Linked DNA regions of Homo sapiens: all the other regions are linked to region 2. Evidence: chromatin contacts called from ENCODE Hi-C or POLR2A ChIA-PET data. All regions are on one chromosome and are shown on one strand. Each heading gives the region's core, a stretch centred on a gene start or an enhancer-like site at or near the end of the contact. The rest is flanking DNA. Distances are from core to core; before and after follow the strand shown. Region 1 holds the start of SPRY4-AS1 (SPRY4 antisense RNA 1). Region 2 holds the start of YIPF5 (Yip1 domain family member 5). Region 3 overlaps ARHGAP26 (Rho GTPase activating protein 26). Region 4 overlaps SPRY4-AS1 (SPRY4 antisense RNA 1).

What was found. Hi-C counts contacts between places; a loop is a spot of excess contacts on that map. ChIA-PET counts read pairs that join two places held with the same protein, here RNA polymerase II (POLR2A). Pooled maps may share reads with other maps.
Region 1: a loop to region 2 is called in a map with no recorded cell type, with 5 times the contacts of the local background. The contact joins the promoter of SPRY4-AS1 here to the promoter of YIPF5 in region 2. A Hi-C loop is called at or near these places in 2 of 37 single-sample maps with no recorded cell type and 1 of 50 pooled maps.
Region 3: a loop to region 2 is called in a map of IMR-90, with 4 times the contacts of the local background. The contact joins the enhancer-like site here to the promoter of YIPF5 in region 2. A Hi-C loop is called at or near these places in 1 of 168 maps with a recorded cell type or tissue (IMR-90). POLR2A ChIA-PET finds 5 or more read pairs at or near these places in 1 of 52 experiments (AG04449).
Region 4: a loop to region 2 is called in a map of naive thymus-derived CD4-positive, alpha-beta T cell, with 14 times the contacts of the local background. The contact joins the enhancer-like site here to the promoter of YIPF5 in region 2. A Hi-C loop is called at or near these places in 4 of 168 maps with a recorded cell type or tissue (CD4-positive, alpha-beta T cell, CD8-positive, alpha-beta T cell and naive thymus-derived CD4-positive, alpha-beta T cell) and 10 of 50 pooled maps. POLR2A ChIA-PET finds 5 or more read pairs at or near these places in 1 of 52 experiments (BJ).

The regions. Positions count from the first base shown.
Region 1 is chr5:142,323,959-142,326,658 of GRCh38, reverse strand. SPRY4-AS1 (SPRY4 antisense RNA 1) reads right to left here and starts at 1,366. Exons shown (of 4, transcript NR_120664.1): 1 at 1,289-1,366. It overlaps SPRY4 (sprouty RTK signaling antagonist 4), which reads left to right and starts at 1,638. Exons shown (of 2, transcript NM_001127496.3): 1 at 1,638-1,815. RefSeq lists enhancers at 2,172-2,231, 1,713-2,675, 2,676-2,700.
Region 2 is chr5:144,169,288-144,171,987 of GRCh38, reverse strand. It overlaps YIPF5 (Yip1 domain family member 5), which reads left to right and starts at 1,329. Exons shown (of 6, transcript NM_030799.9): 1 at 1,329-1,453; 2 at 2,023-2,142. The coding sequence starts at 2,033. KCTD16 (potassium channel tetramerization domain containing 16) reads right to left here and starts at 1,115. Exons shown (of 4, transcript NM_020768.4): 1 at 979-1,115. RefSeq lists an enhancer at 1,188-1,467.
Region 3 is chr5:143,152,000-143,154,729 of GRCh38, reverse strand. All of the region lies in intron 20 of ARHGAP26 (Rho GTPase activating protein 26), which reads right to left. Among named protein-coding and RNA genes, the nearest start is that of ARHGAP26-IT1, 39 kb to the left of the region's middle. Within about 2 kb of position 1,294, at least 15 of the 41 ENCODE cell types and tissues checked have a DNase peak (open chromatin) inside an H3K27ac peak, as active enhancers do.
Region 4 is chr5:142,355,779-142,358,652 of GRCh38, reverse strand. All of the region lies in intron 3 of SPRY4-AS1 (SPRY4 antisense RNA 1), which reads right to left. Among named protein-coding and RNA genes, the nearest start is that of SPRY4-AS1, 32 kb to the right of the region's middle. RefSeq lists a silencer at 1,303-1,952 and enhancers at 1,990-2,791, 2,792-2,874. Within about 2 kb of position 1,577, at least 34 of the 41 ENCODE cell types and tissues checked have a DNase peak (open chromatin) inside an H3K27ac peak, as active enhancers do.

The sequences.
Region 1 (2,700 bases), core at 117-2,616, 1.8 Mb after region 2:
GGGGTGAGCCGAATGGTGAGAAGGCATTTTAGGCTAGGACTCGGTGACCTTGGGCTGCCTGCCTCTAGAGTCCCAGCCCCAGCCCTAGGCCAGACCTCAGCCCTGGGCTGGGAGCCTTTCATTGGTTCCTCTGACAACAGCCAAGCACAATCCTATAGTGGCGTAGGAAGAAAAAGACTGCCACACAATCTCCCCGTGCGGCCAGAACAGCGGCAAGACAGACCTTACAAGGGACTCAGGGCCAAGCCCTGGCCCAGACTCTGCTCTTATCCACGCATCAAAGCCACCCCCCGCCCCGGACTTCCCGGAGGCTACAGGCTCCTCCGTTCCAGGGAGGAGCAGGGCCTGCTGCGAGGGCTCCCCGCCTTCCTGGAGTCAGGCCTAATGGCGGGGGCTTTTCTTTTCACCGGCTTGAGCTGATCCTCACCCCCGCCCCCCAACGCCACCATCATTAACAGCGAAGAAAGGATCCCCAGCCATTTCCATTTCCTCTGCGGCTCAAGAGCCCCGTTGTTATTTAATCCTGAGGCCACCCCGGCAGCATCCTCGGCGCAGCCGGCTCCACCCATCCACCTGGCCAGTTCTCGGCCGCTCCCACTTCCCCGGAGGGGAGGCCGGTGAGAGGTGGGGGATATTGGGGAAAGGCGCCTACAACAGCGAAGGGCCGTGGGCCTTCGGTGGACCGAGGCTCCTCAGGCCAGCGTCCTGTGAGGGCTGGGAAACCGACTGGGACAGAGAAAGGACACCTAGCTAGGGCGACAGAGAGCGGGCAGACGCCCGGGCACTGCGGACATTGCACTGGGGCGGGGGGCGGGGGGAACGCTGGGAGGCGAGGGCCAGGCTTCCTCTGGCTGAGTTGCCAGAATCGCCCCGGGGGGTACTGGAGCCGGAAGAGGCCTGGGCCCAGTCACTGTCTACACCCAAGAAATGGGGGGAGGGGCGGCCAGCACTCACGAGAGATTCAGCCTCAGGAAAAAGAACCAGATTCACTCACCAATCCTCACCCCACCCTTTGATATGAATGATGGACATTTTCCTAATTTTTGGTAAACGCAGCTTCAAGACCCCTCCCGCCTGGCGTCTCTGGTCTAGAGCAAGAGAAGGCCCCCAGTAGGGGTCCTCCCGCCCCCCCTTTTGACTGCCTGCGGGGGGCAGAGATCCCCAGATCTAGGTGTGCCCTCCACCACCCTGCTCTCAACCCGGGATCCGGAGGCCGCAGCGTCCCCCACCCCCCAGCGACACTGACGGTTCCTGCCCAGGCCCGCAGTGGCGTGAAGGTGGCCTTTACCTCCTCTCGCAGGCTGGGAGGGGGTGCAGCCCGCGCAGCTGGCCCAGCTGCAGCAGTCGCCGCCGCCCTCCATTCATTAAAAAAAAAAAAAAAAAGGCAACAACAGCCTCCACTGGAACCTCCACCCCTCTTTGTAAAAGAACGACGGCTCCTGGTGGAGCTTGAGCCAGTCCCAGCAATCACGGGTTAAGATCTTTTCCCGCCCCCCATTCATAAAAAAAGGAGCGGAGCGCATGCGCGCTCAGGGTCTGTTGTGCCCACCCATTCATAGAATCGCGAACGGCACGCGTGCGCACTGGCGCTCCCTTCCCTCCCATTCATAAAAAAGCCATTTTCCCAGGCAGTGGTTGCAACATCGCCGCGGAGGTAGCGAGCTGAGCTGACAGCGCGGAGCTGGCGCTGTGGAGCGCAGGGAGCCTTGCCGGTTCCTCCGACCGGCGTCTGCGAGTACAGCGGCGGCTAACCTGCCCCGGCTTCAGGATTTACACAGACGTGGGGCGATGCTTGTGACCCTGCAGCTCCTCAAAGTAAGTCCATGGCTGGTTTGGAGATCTGAAACTGCCCCTCTCTGAGCCGCGACGCGACTCCCCCCTTGGGCTGGGGCAAATGGTGCGCTATTTCTAGGCGCGCCTCAGTGTTCCTTCCCTCAGCCTGCGCCTCCTTGAGTCGCTGCGGTGCGCCGCAGCTCCCTGACGCCCTCGGCCCGGCCGGCACGGCGCCGGGGGTGTTCACAGCCTGGCACCGCCGTTTCCGACCCCTGGGCATTGCCAAGCCCGGCTTCCCCGCCCTCTGAGACTCGGGAAGCCCCGTGCGTGTCCCGGGAGTTTGCCTCTGGCCTGGCCTCTTTCCTTCTCCTGCCACCATCCGCCTCGAACGCTGGAACGGGCGTCTCTGGGCTTGGTCAGGAGCCACCGTTTGGGTCGGGGGGCGCCCTCGCTCTGGGCGGCTCGCCCACCTCCCAGCTCGGTGCCCACGGTGCCAGCTTTGCCGTGTATCTCCCAGCCCGCCGTAGCGGCCTATGCTCGACGTAGATTTTTTCTTTCTCTTCGGAGCCGTGACGGACTGAATTCCCTCCCCTTCTGCCTCTCCCTCGATGGTCAGCGAGGGGCTGGCTCAGGACTGGGCATTCCTACTCCCTCTCCTTGGCGAGGCGGTTCCTCGCCGTCTGACCTTTGCTCCGCTGCCGCATTTTATGCTATGCAACTGCCTTGCAGTTGACTTTTTCTTGCCTGGCCTCTGTAAGGCCTGAGGCTCCTCGGCCACCCTGTACCTCCCTATCCTCGGGCACCGAGCTGTGCCAGGCCCCGGAGCCCCCAGGCCGCGCTAGGGCTGCGGTGGGGGTTGAAGGTGCGTTTACATAACACCAGGCGTGTGGGAGCTGGAGGAAGAGGTTGCGAATGTAGGAGAGATAA
Region 2 (2,700 bases), core at 80-2,579:
TAAATTTTATTGCTATAAACCCTGAAGAAAGTTCTGCTCATTAGTTAATAGCATCTTATTTCGAGTCACAATATTCGGGATTCCACCATCTTGGGAAAGTGATTTAACACAGGAGCCAAAGCAATCATTTTCAAAAGAAAACAATTTAAACATCACTCATCAGTTCACAATCTTCACTTCTTTTAGAACCAACACACAAATCCCACAGGATATTTCCTGGCCCCTTCCTGTTATTCCAGCCTCAACTCCTATGTGGCTCCCCTCACTTGCTGTTCCAGTCACTCAGGTTCCACTTAGAAGAGTGGTTGACAAATTCAGCTAATGTTGCCCCCACCGCCCCCAAGGACATTTGGATTTGGCAATGTCTGGAGAGATTTTTAGCTGTCACAACTTGGTGGTGATGGTGGTGGTGGTTGGTTGGGGGGAGTACTGGCATCTAATGGCTAGAGATTAGGGATGCTACTGCTAAGCATCATGCACAGGGCAGCCCCCAATAAAGAAACATCCTGACTCAAAATGTTAATAATGCTGAAGTTCAGAGCTCGATTTTCATCTTTCCTCAGACCATGCTTCCCAGATCTTGCACACATTGTTCTCTTTGCCTAAAATATTCAGGCTATTTTCCCTTATCCTCCTTTCCCGTTGCCCTTTCTTCTCTTTTCTGGTCTTCTCTAACTCCCACTCACCCTTTGATAACCCTCTTATAGTGGCTTTACAGACTCTTCTTCCCAGATGAATGTTACTCTTTCAAAGAATTATGGAACACTAAAGAATATTAGTAGCAATTTCACATGCATTTGTATGTGTTCGATTACCCCTCTCCACCACCAACTCCAGGTGGGTAGATGTCACCTAGCTTATATTTACCACAGTATCCCCAGCAGCTAGCACAGAATGAATGAATACTTAATAGCTTCACTTACAAAAGGGAAATAGGGTAACCATCTCATTAGGTTGTAAAGATTAAATAATACATACAAACACTTTAGCACAGTGCTTGAATCACAGTAAATGCTGACACCGAGGCATTGTAGGCATTGTAGTTTGTGGACAGGAGAGGGGACTCCGTCTGTCTCATTTTAGCGCCTCCCAGTCTTCCTCCATCACCTAGGTCTGAGAAACTCCTCCTCCTACCTACGAGTAAGCAGCAATTGCTACGCCTGCGCTTTCCTGGTTCCACCCCTAACCAGGCTGCCGGAAGCACTTTCCTCTTTGGCACGGGCCAGCCGCAGGTTGGGTAGATACTGCGCAAGCTCCATACTCGTGTCTCCTCCTCCCGCCCACCGGTGCCCAACCTGCTAACACGCCTGCGCGAGCGGGCGTGCCCCGGAAGCCGTTCTTTGGCCCTGTGACACGTAGCAACGGGGCTGGTTCAGGGTCTGAAACAGAGTTTGGGGGTTGTTTGGGATTAGTGAAGCTACTGCCTTTGCCGCCAGCGCAGCCTCAGAGTTTGGTGAGTGACCCAGGCCCGTGGCACAGTGTTCAGCTTCTCTCCACACCCGTGCAAATGGGCTTGTTGCCGTCTTTCGGCGCCGCGCCCTGGTCCTTTCGCTCAGACCCTCGCTCTCATTCAAGCCCTTGCCCTGACGCGGTCCCCTGCACCTCAGGCGCGACCTTCCAGATTCTGCACTTTTTCCTGGCAGGCCGCAGGCCTTATTTTGCAAGGAAGCAGTCGCCTTGTCAGCTGTAAAGCCCAGTCCTAAGGTGAAAAATCATCTTTGTTGTTATTGATATTTTAGACCGCTTATGGAACCACAACTCCCACGACCTCGCCCCTAATGGAAGGCATATCAGCTCTTTAAGGTGGAGTTGTCTTACTGGGCCGCAACTTAAAAGAATATACATTTTCTTACTCTCTCTCCGCTACCGTCGTTCAAATGCTGCGTACTTTCCGCCCCCATCCCCTCTCCGAATTACTGAAAAAATATTTGTTGTGTTTCTATTTGCTTAAGCAGACTGCCAGGAACGAATTCAGTAGAACCTTGGGCATAAGGAATATTTGCCATTTCTCTTTTATTACAGATTATTTGCAATGTCAGGCTTTGAAAACTTAAACACGGATTTCTACCAGACAAGTTACAGCATCGATGATCAGTCACAGCAGTCCTATGATTATGGAGGAAGTGGAGGACCCTATAGCAAGTAACTTTTCATCTTTGGCAATTAATTTAGTCTACATTGCAGTGAAAACACATATTTAGAATATTTGGTTCTGCCTAAAACAATATGTGAACATGTCCTTTATCAGGAGTATGATCTTTCATGCATAATCTTCTTCCTCTAGAGAGATATGTGACACTGGCTTGGCTTCGAAGGTATTGTTCTATTTAAGAGTTGAGTGTCTTCTGCAAACTCTTCAGGTGTACCATGAATGGAAAAGTAGCTTGTTTGAAGAACTGTTTTCTAGTAACAGTATTTCTGTATTTAGAAGATGATGGGAGCTTCAGGTACCTAGGAGATAGGCTGTTAGTTCATAGGACCAGTGAAAAATTAAAGTATTTTGTTAGTAGTTAAATCAGTCCAACTCTGAGACTTTTATCAGTGCTAATTGAAAGTGCTTAGTGACATTATTTAATGATGTAAGCTCCTTATTACGAATCATCAGGCGATTTTCATACAGCAGTTGATAATCATTTTTATTACTCCTCCTTCTCAAACCCTTATGGTCAGTGCCACACGTGTTATAAGTTGCATACTGAG
Region 3 (2,730 bases), core at 45-2,544, 1.0 Mb after region 2:
CAGGAACAGGGTGTGGCGTGTCTACCCTAGCTGGTCTTGCTTTAAGGAGGGGTAGCACCTGCCTCTACAGCAGAAGTTCCTTCCTCCTCTTCACTGATCACTTAAAGCCTGGACTGAGTTATAGCTCCAGTCTCAGATTCAAGGTAGGAGGCTGGTGGGGGAAGGTGAGTGGGACAGCCTGGGACATTTCTCTGCACAGGAAAAATACATACCATGGCTGAGGGACTGGAGAAAAAGTAAGGACAGTTTGTGGGGGGAGCCCTCCAAAATAATACTATTAATTGCCATACACAGTACTAAAATACGTAAGTAAAAGATGATCTTAATTTTCATGCCACCTATTTGAGGAGGTTATGATCACACTATTTTACAGATGAGAAAACTGAGGTACAGAGAGCTAAAGTCACTTGCCTCCTTCTCCTCCAAATCCCTATCTCCTTGGTTCTCCATTAGTTTTCTCCCTGGGACTTCTCAATATACTGTGTGACATACTGTGTTAAACACTGATTTATCTCCTGTCTCCACTAGAATATAAAATCCATGAAAGCAGAAACTCTTTTTTTTTTTTTAATATTTTTAAATCACTGTATCTTCAGCACTCAGACCACCACCAGGCCCACAGTAGGAGTTCAATTGACATTTGTGGAATGAATGTTGACCAACTAAAGTGGAAGATTAGTAAAATTTGAGAGATATCTCTGAAGGCAAGTTTTCCCTGAATTTCATCAGAGAACAGCTGAATCAAACTCAGAAGAAGCCAGCAATGTTTCAGAGAAACAACTCTGTCTGGACGCAGGCCTTGTTTATCCTTTGAATTCCAGGGACTGTTCTCTGGCCACTAAGACAGGAGAAGAAGGTTGACTCTGGCAGAATCTGCAGGCGTTTGGCATGCGTGCGTCTTTTAGGTCACCAGAAATAACTTGGAAATGCATGAGCGTGTGTGTTAAGACAGAAGGACGAGAAAAATTAGTTTTATTTATGAGGCTACTGAGCAGTTAGTTATTTTTTAGGGGTGGGGACCACTTAGGCAGAGAGAACTCCAAGGTTGGGTTCCATCATTGCAGTAATCATCCCAGCCCTCCTAGCTTTCTTTCAATCTTTCAATCTTTGTGGTCTAAAGAAGGCATTTACCTAGTAGTTTCTAATTTGGGGAAATTACTGCAGCATGTTATGTCCCTGGTGGGGCATTCCCTGACTTCTTTCTCAGCATTTGTTTACTTCCTCCTTTAAAATCACTCTCTCCCAGAAAGGAGTTGGCATGATGCCCCACTGGTCACTGTGGAAGGAGAGAATGATTTATTTCTGCAGCCCTCAGTAAGCACCCATTGAACGACCCTCATCCTTGGAGGTGGATCAGCCCCATTTCTTCCACCAGAGACAGTGGAAGATGGTGGTAGTGGGCATGCTCAGGTCCAGAGACCAGTATCATCAGCCAGGCAATGTCGATGCCAGAACTAAAACCTAGGGTTTCCTGCTTTCCATTCCAATATTTGAGCCACCTTTCTTGTTTGCCTCAGCCATTAGCCATAAATTTTGTTTCCCAAATTTCTTAGAATCTCAGTTACAAGTTGTTTTCTTTCCAAGAAGATTCTGAAAACCGAGAGGCTAGTCTCCATGCTGCACTATACTATAGTGAGACTCTTCCATACCTTTCTATTCATGCAGACAGCTCAGCCCCATCCCAAGACAGCTGCCCATGACTCCGCGGTCACAAACTCACAGGACTTGTGTCAGTTTACTATCACTGCATATTAAACCACCCTAAACTCACTGGGTTCCAATAATCACAATGTGATATTTATCATGAATCTATAGGTTGTCTGGGAAGCTTTGGCTGGTCTTGCCTGACTAACCCAGGTGGCTGCATTCAACTGACTGGTGGTCCCAATGCTGAGCTGCGCTGAGAGAGATAGCTGGGCTTCTCTCTCCAGTAATCCGTCATCTTTAAGGAGGCTACAACAGGCTTCTTTACATGGTGACTGGGTTCCAAGAGAATGAGAGAGAAAGCTGTGAGGCATTGTGGCCTGGGCCTGGGAAGGCACATGATGTCACTTCCTCCACATTCTATTGGCCAAAATAAGTCAAAGGGTAAAGGTCAGCCTAGATTCAAGGGCTCCAGCTCTTAATGGGAGGGGTTGCAAAGATTCTATGGCCATTTTTAATCTACTATGGGCCTACAGGCATTAGGTATAAAAGTGAAGCAGGCCAGCTGTGAGATTATAGAGACCAGAGAGTATCATCTGCTCCCAAGTTTCACATAGGTTTAGTGTAACCAACTCTTCTGACACTTCAAAAGAAGCTGGAAATCTGGATTTAAAAAGATGTGTTAATAGACTCTATTTTTTAGAGCAGTTTTGGGTTTACAGAAAAATTGCATGAAAGTTTTACACATACCCTCTCTATTTCTACATTCTGAGTTTCCTTAATTATTAACATCTTGCATTAACGCGATACACTGGTTACAACTCATGAACCAATATTTATATTGGTTCATTATTATTAAAGGTCATAGTTTACATTAGCATTCAGTCTTTGTGTTCTATGGGTTTTGACAAATGCATAATGTCTTGTGTATATCCCATTCCAGCATCATACAGAATAGTCTCACCGCGAAAAAAATACCCTGTGCTCCAAATATTCATCCCTCTTCCTCTCCCCAGAATCCCTGGCAATCACTGATCTTCTTATTGATTCCATAATTTTGCATGTTCCAGAAAGCCATATAGTTGG
Region 4 (2,874 bases), core at 328-2,827, 1.8 Mb after region 2:
GCACAGTGCATGGCACATAGCAGGCACACGAAAACATTAGCTGTTAGGAACCGCACGTTTAATATTCAAAGTCAACCCTCCATACATCTCACCAGCTCTTACCATTGCCCCCTAGAGCTGAGAAATCTGAATAGAAGGGCTTGCATTGGACTGGGGCTATTCAGCCTTAGAAATCCAACTCCAGGTAATCGTTTAAAGGAGCCCATTTTCCTATTCAAGTAGAGTGAAAAGAACTCCACCTCAGTCCCCAAGCCACTCAGGACCTCTCATAAGGCTGGCAAAGGGAAGATTCCAGTCTGAGAGCACTGGCCACCTAACTCTATTCCCAGAAAGTGGAGTCCGGCCCAGAGCTCCCTGGAAGTTGAGGTAACAAGACCCAACAAAAATATCCTGTATTCTCTTCACCACCTGTCTCCGCAAGCGAGTAATAAGACAAAGTATTAAAGAGAGACATCACCAGTAATCAGAATGTGGTAACTAAATGAGTCTTTTGTCTTCCACTTACAATGTGCAAGCTGGTCCGGTTCCTCAGCCTCTCTGAACCTGCTTCCTCAACTGTTTAAAGAGAAAAGCAACCTCTACCTCCTGGGGCTGGTCAAAGGATGAAATGAGAGAATTCTGTTCAGCGGTGTCTAGGACATTAGCTGCTGCTTTTAGTTCAAGAAGCCCAGTGCAGCCTATGCCGGAATAAGCATTACTTGCTCCAAAAGAACACTCTGTACAGCAAAGGCAGCCCTTTCCTAGACCACAGACCACACCACTCCAACATGGGCCACAGGTTGGGAGCAAACACTTACTCCACCAGAGGCTTCCTGAAATCTTACAAGCAAATGGAGTGAAAGTAGAAACTGAGACCCAAACAGCTTCTGAAAAGTGGATGCCCGGCTGGAAGTGGTGAGGGACGTTCCCCCACGAAAAAACTTGGACTTGGCAATCATTGCTTTGGACTTCGCAATGTAAATTGCCACTTTTGATGACTTGGGGATTCTAGAATGTTCCGGTCGCTCACTGATTCACAAATATAAGGTCTGGGGTGACCTAAACCTGCATGGTGTGTTCCAAGAGCCCCCAAAGCGTTCCAAGAGCTGGTGACTTTCGGCTCACGTAACTAACCTGGGCCTCAGTTTCCCTCCAGACCCTAACGAAGGAGATAACGGTTGTTGCCTCTACAGGGAAGCTGCGAGGCTAAACGGGGATGGCGCGCTAAGGCGCTCCCTAGACACAGCACGGAGCTCCCCGCGCGCGGTTCCCATTCGCTCCCGGAGAGAAGGGCGGCGCGCGGGCTCACACAAAAGCCCAGGACCTTCCTCCGCTGCAACTGTAGAAAAAGCAACTGGAACGCGAGCTGGGGCAGCGGCCGGGCCGGGGGCTCCTCCCGCAGGCGCCCAGGAGCCGCTCGGCCCGTGGCCCGGCCGGGGAGCAGGCGCCCCGCGGGAGCGCTGAGGCCCCGCTGTGCCGAACCGGGCGGGGGCGGAGGAGGCGGAAGCGGGGGCGGCCGGAGCGCGGTGGGGATGTTTAAAGGAAATTTACAATCATTTCCTCTCTGTGGTTTGGTGACAAATCAACAACATCCTGTTCTTTTGTGAGGCTCCGGGCGCCTGCGAGGCGGAGGCAGCGCTCCGGCTCTTAAAGGGACACACACAGGGCCCCTCTCCCAACGGTTCCCTGCGGCTCCCCCCCAAAAAAATACAGCTTCCTCAAGGCGTCACCTCCGGGGGCGCGCGGCCGGAATGCGGGGGCTGTGGCCGGAGCCGCCGCCAGGCCACGACCTGGATCGCGTCCCTCACCACCCCCCACCCCGCCCGACGGGAGGAGACGGCCGCGGCGGCGGCGCACCAATCTGAAGGACGTCCCGGCCCGGGGCCATGTCCCGCCGAGGGGGTGGGCAGGGGGCGGAGGGGCGTCCTCCCGAGGGTTCCCGTCCCTCCCCCCAACCCCAGGGCAGCTCCGCCGGGCTTCGGACCTCCGGGTAGTTATCCCCCTCCCCCAATCCCCTGGCCTCGAGTTTTGCAGTCCCAAAACTCTGGATTTATGGTTAAAATGTCGACGTACGCACAGGAGGTTTATAAAATGCCAAAGCAGAGACTTCCCGAGCTGTAGAAGTAATGAGAATCAGATGGTCGGGACCAGGAAAAAAAAAAAAAAAAAAAAAAACTACTCAACTGGCCTCCTGGGATTTCGTTCATTCAGTCATTTAATGAGTATGTTTTACTAAGTGCTGGTCACTACTCTAAGCCCCCGCACCGCAGGAACAACACAGATACGGTTCCTGCCCACAGGGGGCTTAGATTCTCAAAAATGAATGAACAGGATTATTTCACATCTACAAGTGCTATGAGTTTTTTAATGGGTCACATTCTAGAACAGCGGCTTTCTGTAGGGACACCTCTCTGAGGGGTCTGACCTGAGGCATCCAAGGATGAAAAGGCAAGGGTGCTAGGAAGAACTGGGTTGGAAAGGTCCAAACATTATTATCAGGAAAGAGCTCAGAAGTCTCATCCCAAAGACCGAGTGAAGGGCAGCCCCAGGGCTGCATTTTCCCCTTGAATACAAGCCTTGATAAGGGGCTTGGGTCCTTCTGCTCTTGCTATATCGCCTGAGCCTTTCCTTTCATCTCTCGGCCTCACAGCTTCCTATAAGGAAAATGAGACACTGAACTAGATACAGTACTTCTCAACCTAGGTGCAAATGAGAATTCCCAGGGAGGCTTTCAAAAACACTGACACCCCTGACCCCACCTCAGACAAAGGGAATGAGGATCTTTGGTAATGGGGCCTAGGCACTGGCATTTCTGTAAGACTTCAAAAGTGAGTTTAGTGTACAACCAGGGTTAAGAGCCACTGACTTAGGGCCGGGCGCGGTGGCTCACGCCTG